Linked DNA regions of Homo sapiens: region 2 is linked to region 1. A link is an interaction called in ENCODE POLR2A ChIA-PET data of the cell type or tissue named here. Cell type or tissue: endothelial cell of umbilical vein. All regions are shown on one strand. Each heading gives the region's core, and the rest is flanking DNA. Links, peaks and the distances in the headings are about the cores only.

What was found. ChIA-PET counts read pairs that join two places held together with the same protein. Peaks named below come from ENCODE experiments on the same cell type or tissue, not always from the same donor. Only the 100,000 strongest peaks of a DNase experiment are listed, where the experiment ranks them.
Region 2: POLR2A ChIA-PET joins it to region 1 with 10 read pairs; 11 of 35 experiments call an interaction of 5 or more read pairs at or near these places.

Annotation. Positions count from the first base shown.
Region 1 is chr6:12,295,799-12,301,183 of GRCh38, forward strand. EDN1 (endothelin 1) reads left to right here. Exons shown (of 5, transcript NM_001955.5): 5 at 164-1,396. The coding sequence ends at 269. Among named protein-coding and RNA genes, the nearest start is that of EDN1, 8.1 kb to the left of the region's middle. In endothelial cell of umbilical vein, for the core only: no CTCF peak of the experiment used is centred there; DNase peaks (open chromatin) are centred at 1,983, 2,533, 3,473, 4,203 and 1 weaker place; H3K4me3 peaks cover 1,106 bases; H3K27ac peaks cover 3,357 bases.
Region 2 is chr6:12,606,299-12,611,683 of GRCh38, forward strand. No RefSeq gene overlaps it. Among named protein-coding and RNA genes, the nearest start is that of LINC02530, 24 kb to the left of the region's middle. RefSeq lists an enhancer at 2,192-2,311. In endothelial cell of umbilical vein, for the core only: no CTCF peak of the experiment used is centred there; a DNase peak (open chromatin) is centred at 2,103; H3K27ac peaks cover 1,384 bases.

The DNA of each region.
Region 1 (5,385 bases), core at 59-5,058:
AATAGATATCACTTGAGGTTTTATCAAAGAGTTGCGGCGGGTGGTGAAAGTTCACAACCAGATTCAGGTTTTGTTTGTGCCAGATTCTAATTTTACATGTTTCTTTTGCCAAAGGGTGATTTTTTTAAAATAACATTTGTTTTCTCTTATCTTGCTTTATTAGGTCGGAGACCATGAGAAACAGCGTCAAATCATCTTTTCATGATCCCAAGCTGAAAGGCAAGCCCTCCAGAGAGCGTTATGTGACCCACAACCGAGCACATTGGTGACAGACCTTCGGGGCCTGTCTGAAGCCATAGCCTCCACGGAGAGCCCTGTGGCCGACTCTGCACTCTCCACCCTGGCTGGGATCAGAGCAGGAGCATCCTCTGCTGGTTCCTGACTGGCAAAGGACCAGCGTCCTCGTTCAAAACATTCCAAGAAAGGTTAAGGAGTTCCCCCAACCATCTTCACTGGCTTCCATCAGTGGTAACTGCTTTGGTCTCTTCTTTCATCTGGGGATGACAATGGACCTCTCAGCAGAAACACACAGTCACATTCGAATTCGGGTGGCATCCTCCGGAGAGAGAGAGAGGAAGGAGATTCCACACAGGGGTGGAGTTTCTGACGAAGGTCCTAAGGGAGTGTTTGTGTCTGACTCAGGCGCCTGGCACATTTCAGGGAGAAACTCCAAAGTCCACACAAAGATTTTCTAAGGAATGCACAAATTGAAAACACACTCAAAAGACAAACATGCAAGTAAAGAAAAAAAAAAGAAAGACTTTTGTTTAAATTTGTAAAATGCAAAACTGAATGAAACTGTTACTACCATAAATCAGGATATGTTTCATGAATATGAGTCTACCTCACCTATATTGCACTCTGGCAGAAGTATTTCCCACATTTAATTATTGCCTCCCCAAACTCTTCCCACCCCTGCTGCCCCTTCCTCCATCCCCCATACTAAATCCTAGCCTCGTAGAAGTCTGGTCTAATGTGTCAGCAGTAGATATAATATTTTCATGGTAATCTACTAGCTCTGATCCATAAGAAAAAAAAGATCATTAAATCAGGAGATTCCCTGTCCTTGATTTTTGGAGACACAATGGTATAGGGTTGTTTATGAAATATATTGAAAAGTAAGTGTTTGTTACGCTTTAAAGCAGTAAAATTATTTTCCTTTATATAACCGGCTAATGAAAGAGGTTGGATTGAATTTTGATGTACTTATTTTTTTATAGATATTTATATTCAAACAATTTATTCCTTATATTTACCATGTTAAATATCTGTTTGGGCAGGCCATATTGGTCTATGTATTTTTAAAATATGTATTTCTAAATGAAATTGAGAACATGCTTTGTTTTGCCTGTCAAGGTAATGACTTTAGAAAATAAATATTTTTTTCCTTACTGTACTGATTTGGAATCATTACTGAAATTTGTAAGGAGTGGGCCAACGTGATTAAGTACCATAAAGGCAAATAAATGGTTAAAGACGGTTTCATAGAAAAGTGACAATTAGAAGGATATTACGGTCTAAGCTAATTATATAAAGAATTTTATCTGTATCTTAAATGTTGATTTTATACTGCATTGAGGTAAAAACACAAAACAAAAAAGCAGCTTTAACACCTCTGTCTTCTCTTGGGTAGCAGCCTCCTGCTTCTCCTTCACCTGAAAAATTCTCCAGGGACTTCATCCATTAACTTGGCTCAGGCTATTAGGCAGGATTCAACAGTTTAAGCTGATGGTGTGGTGAGAGATGCTTTATCCATATTAATGGACTGAAGGAAGTAATGGCAAGACAACCCCCCAAAACATACCTAATTATACAAAGTTATATACCAAAGTTGCTTTTAGAAAATGGCCTGCTCAGAGCAAGTAGAGGTTTCCAATGGCTTTTTATTTTCTCACATTAAGGATGTTGTTTCTTAAGGAACATTGAGTACCATTGCTTCTTCGTGATAGCCTAGGACTGGCCGTGTGCCCATGGAGGTAGAGACACCAGGTACTGATTCTAGGTCCTCTGCCACAAAGCACCACTTCCTCTCCACTTTGCCTTGGCTGGCCTTGTCAGCTCACTGGAGAGCACAGTATTGCAATTGCAGTATTGCAAATGGTCACTACTAACTGAATTCTCTAAGAGCTTGATTAGCCCTCGAGAATCTTCCTTGCCCTTCTCTAATAGTGTCTGAAGGAATTCCTGGCATTTAACAAATATTAGCATGTAGTGATCACTGTCGTCCTAACAGTGACACATCAGAAGGATTTCAAATAACAGTCTTCAGGCATGCGTAATCAATGTCCTGTGCAGAGTCTCCGTCCTCATTGATCCTCATTTTTCTCTTTAAGGCACAGTCCAATGTCTTTGGGGAATTGTTTATAAAGCTTACTTTATCCATAAACTGTTTCTCAGTGCGTGACTCTGAAGAAAATTTTGAAGTTTTGCCCATGTTGACAAGGTGCTTGGTCTGAACTTGGCCAGTATTTAATCTTGAGCAAACGATTCAATTTCCTTCTATCGTGAGTTTTCTCATCTATGAAACAAGGGAGTTGAGGGGAGTTTCTTTCATACCTCTGAGAAAGAGTTTGAGATTACATAAAGAAGTTGAAGTGGCATGAAAAAAAATAAAGATCTGAGCTTAGAAGACATGGATCTAATACATTTAAGAGGAAGTCAGAATCAGAGAAGCCACTGAACAAAACAGTCCAAAGGACAGCATAGTAAGTCAGATTGATGAGTTTTGGTTGGGTTTTTCATCAGTCAAACCCTTGAGCCCCCCTTTCCCATGCTTCCTGCTTCAGTATCCAGTAGGAAAAATGAAAGGGATGATGTAGACACTCTAGGGCATGAGGATTTGCAGTAAATAAGTTGGGAGACTCACAGAAAATTAATATTTTTCAAACATGAAGACGAAACATTCAATTATATTACAGTCCACATCAGCTTGAAGGGTAAACTGATGGGATGGTCTGTCACATTTCTTGCTCTGTTTCCAGTAAAAGCATGGTTTCTGGAAACCCACTTAGGACAGCTTTCTCTCTTTACACTGATAGCCCAGGCAAGCTTTGATCTCAGAACTCCAGAAACCAGAGAACTCTAGGTGGAATGTGGTAACTTTTGCCAGGGCAGAGGGAACACCTACTAATAGGTACTTCATTTGCACCACCAGAGATTGGCATCTTTTTTGATGGATCCACTGGCTTTGATACTGCCTGTACTCCCCCAAAACACAGCTTGGGTATTGGACTAATCTAGAGCTCCCTCAGGAGAACTCTTGCTGACATTAAGAAAGAGCAACATTTTGTCTTTCCAGGTGAAAATCCAAGGCCCAAAAAGGGAGGTGACTCACCTAAGATCACAGAAGGAGCTGTAGCATCTCTGGAGCCTGAACACTTAAGTTAAGCACGACTATTTCAGCCAGAGGGCCCCTGGAGGTCTGCAGAAACAGATGCCCAGGCAAACCTTGCTAGAAGGCTCTGGGTACTAAAGCCAAAATCAGTCTTTCTGAAAGCTTTGCCTCCCAGCCTTGTAGACAGTGCTAGCAGACCCATCCCCTCAAGAGGAAAGAGAAGAAATGCAGGGGAAGAAAAAAGGACTATAAGGAGGCTATCTCATGGCATCGTTAAGTAAATGTCTATAGGATAAAATAGAATATAACCAAGAATTTTTAATTATTATTTTTAGACTTTACTCACCAAAGAATCTATCTGAGTGAAGGGGGAAATCTCTCGGTCAGTTCTCTTTTTTTTTTTTTTTTTTTTTTTTTTTGAGATGGAGTTTTGCTCTTGTTGCCTAGGCAGGAGTGCAATGGCGCTATCTCAGCTCACCACAACCTCTGCCTCCTGGGTTCAAGCGATTCTCCTGCCTCAGCCTCCTCAGTAGCTGAGATTACAGGCATGTGCCACCATGCCCGGCTAATTTTGTATTTTTAGTAGAGACGGGGCTTCTCCGTGTTGGTCAGGCTGGTCTCGAACTCCTGACCTCAGGTGATCCGCCCACCTTGGCCTCCCAAAGTCCTGTGATTACAGGCGTGAGCCACTGTGCCTGGCCCGGTCAGTTCTCTTTTACTCTACAATGCAAGGCAGTGGTCTGCTTTTTTTTTTCCCCCTCTCTGTTTCTAAGGTCTTGAAAATGCCTGTTTTCACATTTAAGTTCTCAATGTGTAAAACACTGCTTTCAAGCTTATGTTCTTAATAGAGTCCCTTCTGCATTGGCTTTATCTCACCTTTATACTCACAGTTCCTGGGGACTTTGGGTCTGGAGCTCAGAATTTATCTACTGCAAGTGAATGTTACACATTTCACAGTAACCTCTCATCTTTGTAGATAATTTGGTTTCCTGTAGCTTTTCACATCCTTTCTCTCATTCGACCCCTACCCTCACACAACAATCCTTTCGGGAAGCTGGAACCATATCATGTATCCATCAGCCAACCAAGGAAAGAGACATATCGAGAGGGTGAGTGACTCATCCAGAGTCCAACATCAGGCAAATAGCAAGACCAGAACCCGGGACCCCTGACCCTTTCTTCTTAAACTCCTCCAGAGCCAAGGGGATACACTGGACCTGCAACTTGGACTAACGTAGATTATTTCCAGCTTGTGAGTGAACTGTGAGTGGAATGAACTTGTTCTTATTCTCTTAGGAAGATCAAAGCTCCGTATGTACCCTGAGCCCTAGTTTTGAACGTCTCTGTCGTATGATTATTTGTTTACTGCATCATTCTTGTTATGACAATGCATGGTTGGCAGAAAACTTGCTGGCATTTACAAAGCTTGCCTCAAATCTGGTGCCATGAAGCCATGACAACTTCATTGACAACTACTGGCCACAGAGCCAATACATCGGAGGAAATAGAGTGATGAATGTGATGGCAGCGGCCATCAAATTTCCTCAAATCTTGGGCAGTAATCAGAGAGAGAGCTAGGGCTGGTGCCACTAGGTAGTAAAAAGAGAAGGGCTTCGGCCTTGGAGACAATGAATGATGGAAATGTTGGGTCCCAGGGATGACAGGCTGCCCGTAGCTCAGAAAGGCAGCACATCGGGAGTCCGGCATGCAGTTTTGCCCGTTTAGAGTTTTCTGGGTTTCTGCATCCTATTGTTATTTTTCACATTCCGAGTCATTCCAGTCCCCTTCTGTGTAAGTTGCTGTGGAAGTATCCAGGGCTAATAATCACAATATTAAGCGGCCATTGACATGGCATGGGCACTGACCAATTAGAAAAAGCTGGGACAGAGCTGTTGGGCAGGCTCCTGATAGACTCTGGCTGGGCTAGGTCTTCAACCTCCTGATGTTGGCCTGTAGGGGACCTTGTGATCTGGGACAGGGGTGGGCAGCCAGGGTGGAATTTCCAAGCTTCTTGTTGCTAGGGCTATTTACTAACCAGGATGAAATCATTT
Region 2 (5,385 bases), core at 168-5,167, 310 kb after region 1:
ATAGCTCCAGCCTTACCTGATGAGTTTCACTAACACAATCACGAAAGCTCTGGTAGAATTTCAGAGGGATTTTCATTGAATTAGGTCTACCATTTTCAGAGATACTTTTGGCTACTTGGTCTTAGCATAAGGGAAATTTCTCTTTATTTTGCCAACAAAATTATAGACCTCTTTCACTTAAATCTTCCATTTATATCAAGCTACACTGGGATCATGTGTTACATATGAAAGTCTACTTCTTACTAGGATATGACAAACAGTATTTGACATCCACTCTTCTTTCTGAGCCTGTTCCACTTATAGCTGTTCTGAAGAATATATTTCATTTCAGGAACCAAACACAGTGCTGTTACATAAAGTCTGATTGATAGGAGTTAAGGTGGGCAGAAGTTATCAAAATCTGAAAATTAAGTGTTTCAAAGGGAAGGAATGCATTATCATTAGAGCAGTGGGAAGATAGAATTGCCTGTGCTCACTGGATGATTGGTGGGGAGCGTCAGCTTCCACTGCAGATCCCAAGCACTGAGCCAGCCTAGCTTCCTGAGAACTGCTGACCTCAAAATGCAGGAATGATGTTGCCAGACGAGGGTCCCTTCAGCAATCGATGGGCTCACACTGAAGTCTTGTTTGCTCGTCTCCCTGTGTGTCTCACTAGACTAGAATACTAAAACTCATGAAGAAACGGCCTCAGCGACTTGGAGCCAAAATGAGCACAGGGAATAAAAAAGAGAAATTAAAAATATCAGCCTCACTGTGACAGCCAGTCTAACATCTCCCTCCCTGCTCATCTCTCCCTTTCCCTCCCTACTGATTATCTCAAAATTCTTATGCTTCCTTATTCTCTGTCCCTGTCATACGCAGACACATGCACTCACATGTTTATCCCTCCTCTTTCTTTTCTGCAAGAAATATATGCCACAGAATCACTCTTCTGGTAGTAAAACAACCATTGGGTTTGGTTAAAACCCACAGCTGTAAAGTTTACCCATCCCCATTCAATTTCCCAATTGATTGCCAATCTTCTTCATCATTTCCTACATGGATATTGGGCTTTAAATGCTACAGCATCATACAAAGGAGCTGTAAATACAGCAAACATAACATTTATCTTTACCTTTACAATCCTGAATATTTTCATTTAAATAGTCTCATTTATTAAGTTTAGCCTTTCTCTGTTCTGATCATTAAGTACTTGGTTACCAGAAGGAAAACTGGATTTTGGATGAATAATTTATTCTGATAGTGTTAGTTTTGTTGTGTCCCTGAATGTTCGTGATATAGTTAATGAAGATGGGTCACTAAACCTATGTCACTGATGAGAAAAAAATTCCTACATGATAAACAGCAATGGAACCTGCATGCAGGTATGAGTATATATGTGTATATGCATATGTACACACACACACACACACACAGAGACACACACACAGAGGAATAAATATATGAACATACTGCAGAGATACTGAAGCCAGGAACAAGAATCTTGACTTAAATATTAGACAAAGAAAAGCTCCTTTTGTGAAAAAAACCATCTTAAAATATAAATTTTCAGTGCAGAACTTCAGTTACCAATTGTTAGTCTTCATAGTAAGCCTGATGATAATAAAATGTCTATTTTTTGTTTTTTAGAGACAGAGTCTCACTCCATCATCCAGACTGGAGTACAGTGGCACAATCATAGCTCACTGTAACCTCAAACTCCTGGGCTCAAGCTGTCTGCCTCAGCCTCCCGAGTAGTTTGGGTCACAGGCACGTGAGACACACCCAGCTAATTTTTTACTTTTTACTTTTTTTTTCCATAGAGATGAGTCTCATTATGTTGCCCAGGCTGGTCTCAAACTCCTGGCCTCAAACCATCCTCCTGTCAAAACACTTGGATTACAGGCATGAATCACCGCACCTGGCCAATAAAATGTCTATGCTTGTTGGAAAAAAAAAAACAAAACTCTGTTTATTGACACTCGCTGTATTATGTAAAGAAGGCTGAGAAGCCTTTTGCACACTGTTTTATGAAAATAACAGACAATACCCATCAGTTGTGGCGTGACTATATTGATGCGCTCTTGGTAAGGTGCTAAGAACAATCCTTTCTGTAAAAGGATGAAAAACAAAACCCTTGAGCAGTAAAAGATGACACATTCCACAAATGTTAGCTAATTTCCTGCAACAGAGCATAATGAAAGTGCATGTAGACAGGGTGTGCTTTATCTGCAAAAAGAGGAACAAAAAAAGAAACAAAAGCATCATCATATCTTTTGGTATCCAGAAATAAAATCCACTCAGTTAAATGGTGATTATGAGCAACTTTGAAAAGATTGTCAATATCGAATGCTATTTTTAAACAACAAAAGTTTCTCTTCATACCTCTAGCAGTCTTACATTTTAAAGAAACAGGCTCAAAATAGCACAACACATATTTCTAGGTTTCGATCATTAAAATTCTTCATCTGTGGACTACTAGCCATAAATAATCAACTTGAGAAAATAAACCAAACTTGATGGCTTTCTTGTTTCTTCTTACCATTTCTGGATCTTTGAACTTTCCCTTCCACTTTCTCAACCAAAGATAGCCTAAACAAAGAAAGCCAAAGCCAGCTTTTGCCCAATCTTTCCGATTGTCCTGCATAAATCAAACTAGAAGTGACCATATTCCTTGTTTCACTGAAAAGGGACTTAGTGTCATAGCTAAACCTTTCACTGGAGAAGAGAAATGGGGTTGGACAGAAAGACTAATTATAAACCTGCCAGTCAAGGTTTACCATAGAGAAACAACAGGAAATATCTATGAAGCTGTTCACAGCTTGTCAAGATGACCAATGGAAGACCACATATATGACTTACCTTGACAATAGCTTAAACTCTGGAATTTCCTTCCACTGTAGTAAGTTTTATGGTGCCCTTGAACCAGGGAAGCAGTGTGCTGTGCCGGGGGGCGGGGGTGGTTGGGGGAACTCAGGCTTTGCTGATAAACAAACCTAGGTTTGAATCCTCCAAAGTCTACTTACCAGGTGGATGGTTTCTACAATTTTTTAATGAGTCTGAACTTCTTCATTGTAAAATGAGTATAAAATCTCATTTGCAATACAATACCTAATTGTATTGTGTGAGGAACTAGAGATAATATGCAAAAAAGTACCTACAGCACATCTTTAAACATTATAAAGGGCGTTACAGGAGTTGAGCTTTGTTAAGTCTTTGTGAAGGTAGAGCTGTCCTAAACTGAAGTCACTCTACCATAGTCTGTCTCATCTCAGATATGTTTTTGAAAGGCCCTTTCATAAGAGGTTCTGTAAAAAGTAGTGCTCATGGGGAAAGTATTATTCTGAAATCATCCTGCTTAAAATCAACTTTCTGAACTGCCATGCAGTCTTGGCAAATACGAATTTCCATCACCCCTTTGCTACATGCCAAGTTGGAATATTGAGAATGCTGTCTATTATTCAATCTAAGTAAAGTACATTACTTTTAATTGGAGGTTGTTTCACTGCCTTTTTGAATTAGGAGACTAATCATTCATCAGAAACACACAATTAAGGATTTTTGTGTTAATTTGGCATTATTGCCATTGATCCAAAAGTGTTGTTATCTTTTAAGCAAGAGCTGAAGTGAGTTCCTCCCATATGTTTTGGCAGAATTGGTGCATCTGTAAGATTCAGCGCTAAGCCCTCCATGCCTTGGCATAGCAGCTGCACAGATCAGTGCTCCGGGGCTTGTTCCAAGCACATCACCTCATAGATTTGCAACAATAAATCAGAAATTTCAAATCTACTGAACAAAGTTTCCTACCGGATCTGTAAGTTGATTTACTTTTGCAAACATCTATAAAGCATCTTTTCATGTAAGTCACTGTATAAATATTATTAACTTTTCAGCTATCTTGCCCAGAGCCCAAACAAGCTGCAGAAAATATTTTATTTTACCTCAAAAAGCATTTTATGCTGGATAAAGAGAATACATACAAAGTTTCAAAGCTTCAAAGAGAGAAAAAATATTTCAGAAACCTACCAGTATTTACTATGGTTTGATTAGAAGTAAATCTTAGATAGGCAAAGATTTCTTCAACTGCACAGTAAAAGCACCCCCAAAAGAAAAAAGTTGATAAATTAGACTTTATCAAAACTAAAAATGTCTGATTATCAAAAGAGTCCATTAAGAAAATAAATAGACATACCAGAGAATCAGAGAAAATGTTCGTAATACATATCCGAAGATGGACACATACCCAGAGCATATTTAAAAATCGCTACAAGTCTCCAACTTTAAAAGTGCAATAAATATTAGCAAAAGTTTTGAATAGACACATTCCACAAGAAGATATACAAGTAGCCAATAACCACATGAAAGAGTTTTCAGCATCATTAGTCATCCACAAAATGCAATTTATTTATTTATTGAGACAGGGCCTTGCTCTCTCTCCTAGGCTGGAGTACAGTGGTGCAATCTCAGCTCACTGAAGCCTTGACCTCCCTGGCTCAAGCAATCCTCCCATCTCAGCCTCCCAAGTAGCTGGGACTGCAGGTGCACACCACCATGCCCAGCTAATTTTTGTATTTTTTGCAGAGACTGGGTTTTGCTATGTTACCCAGGCTGGTCTCGAACTCCTGGGCTCAAGCAATCCACCCACCTCAGCCTTCCAAAGTGCTGGGATTACAGGAGTGAGCCGGCGTGCCCGGCCAGTAAAATGCAATTTAAAATAAATAAAATACCATTTATACTCACTAGAACGGCAAAAATTGAAAGCAATGACAACACCAAGTGTCAGCAAGGACATGCAGCATCTGGAGCTCTTGGACCTTGCTGGTGGTGATGTCATACAGTAAACCACTATGGAGAACTATTTGACTTCCAGCAATTCCTCTCCTACCTATTTACAAAAGAGGAATGATAATCCATGTCCACAACAAGAAATTGACTTGTACAAGCATATTCATAGCAGTTTTATTTATAATAGTCCCAAACTAAAAGTAGCTCCAGTGTCCCTTAACAGGAAAATAGTACACACATTGTGGTATTTTCCCATAATGGAACACTCTTTAGTAATAAAAAGAAAAGCACTGCTGACACACATGACCACCTGGATGCATCTCAAAAGCATCACGCTGAATGGGAGAAGCCGGGTACAAAAGGCTAGAGGGTATGACTCCACTTCTGTGAAATCCAAATTCAGACAAAACAAATGTATGGTTCTAAAAATCAGCTAGTGTTGAGAACGTGGCTGGAAAGAAGCACAGAGAGATTTTTAGGGGGGATGGAGATGCTCTTATCTTGCTTTGGATGGAGGTTACAAGGGTGTATACGAATGTTAAGTCTCAATGACTGAAAGGGCTCCACTTCTGCTAATAGCCAAGTAGCTCCTACCAGGTTATTCTACCCTCTAATAATAAC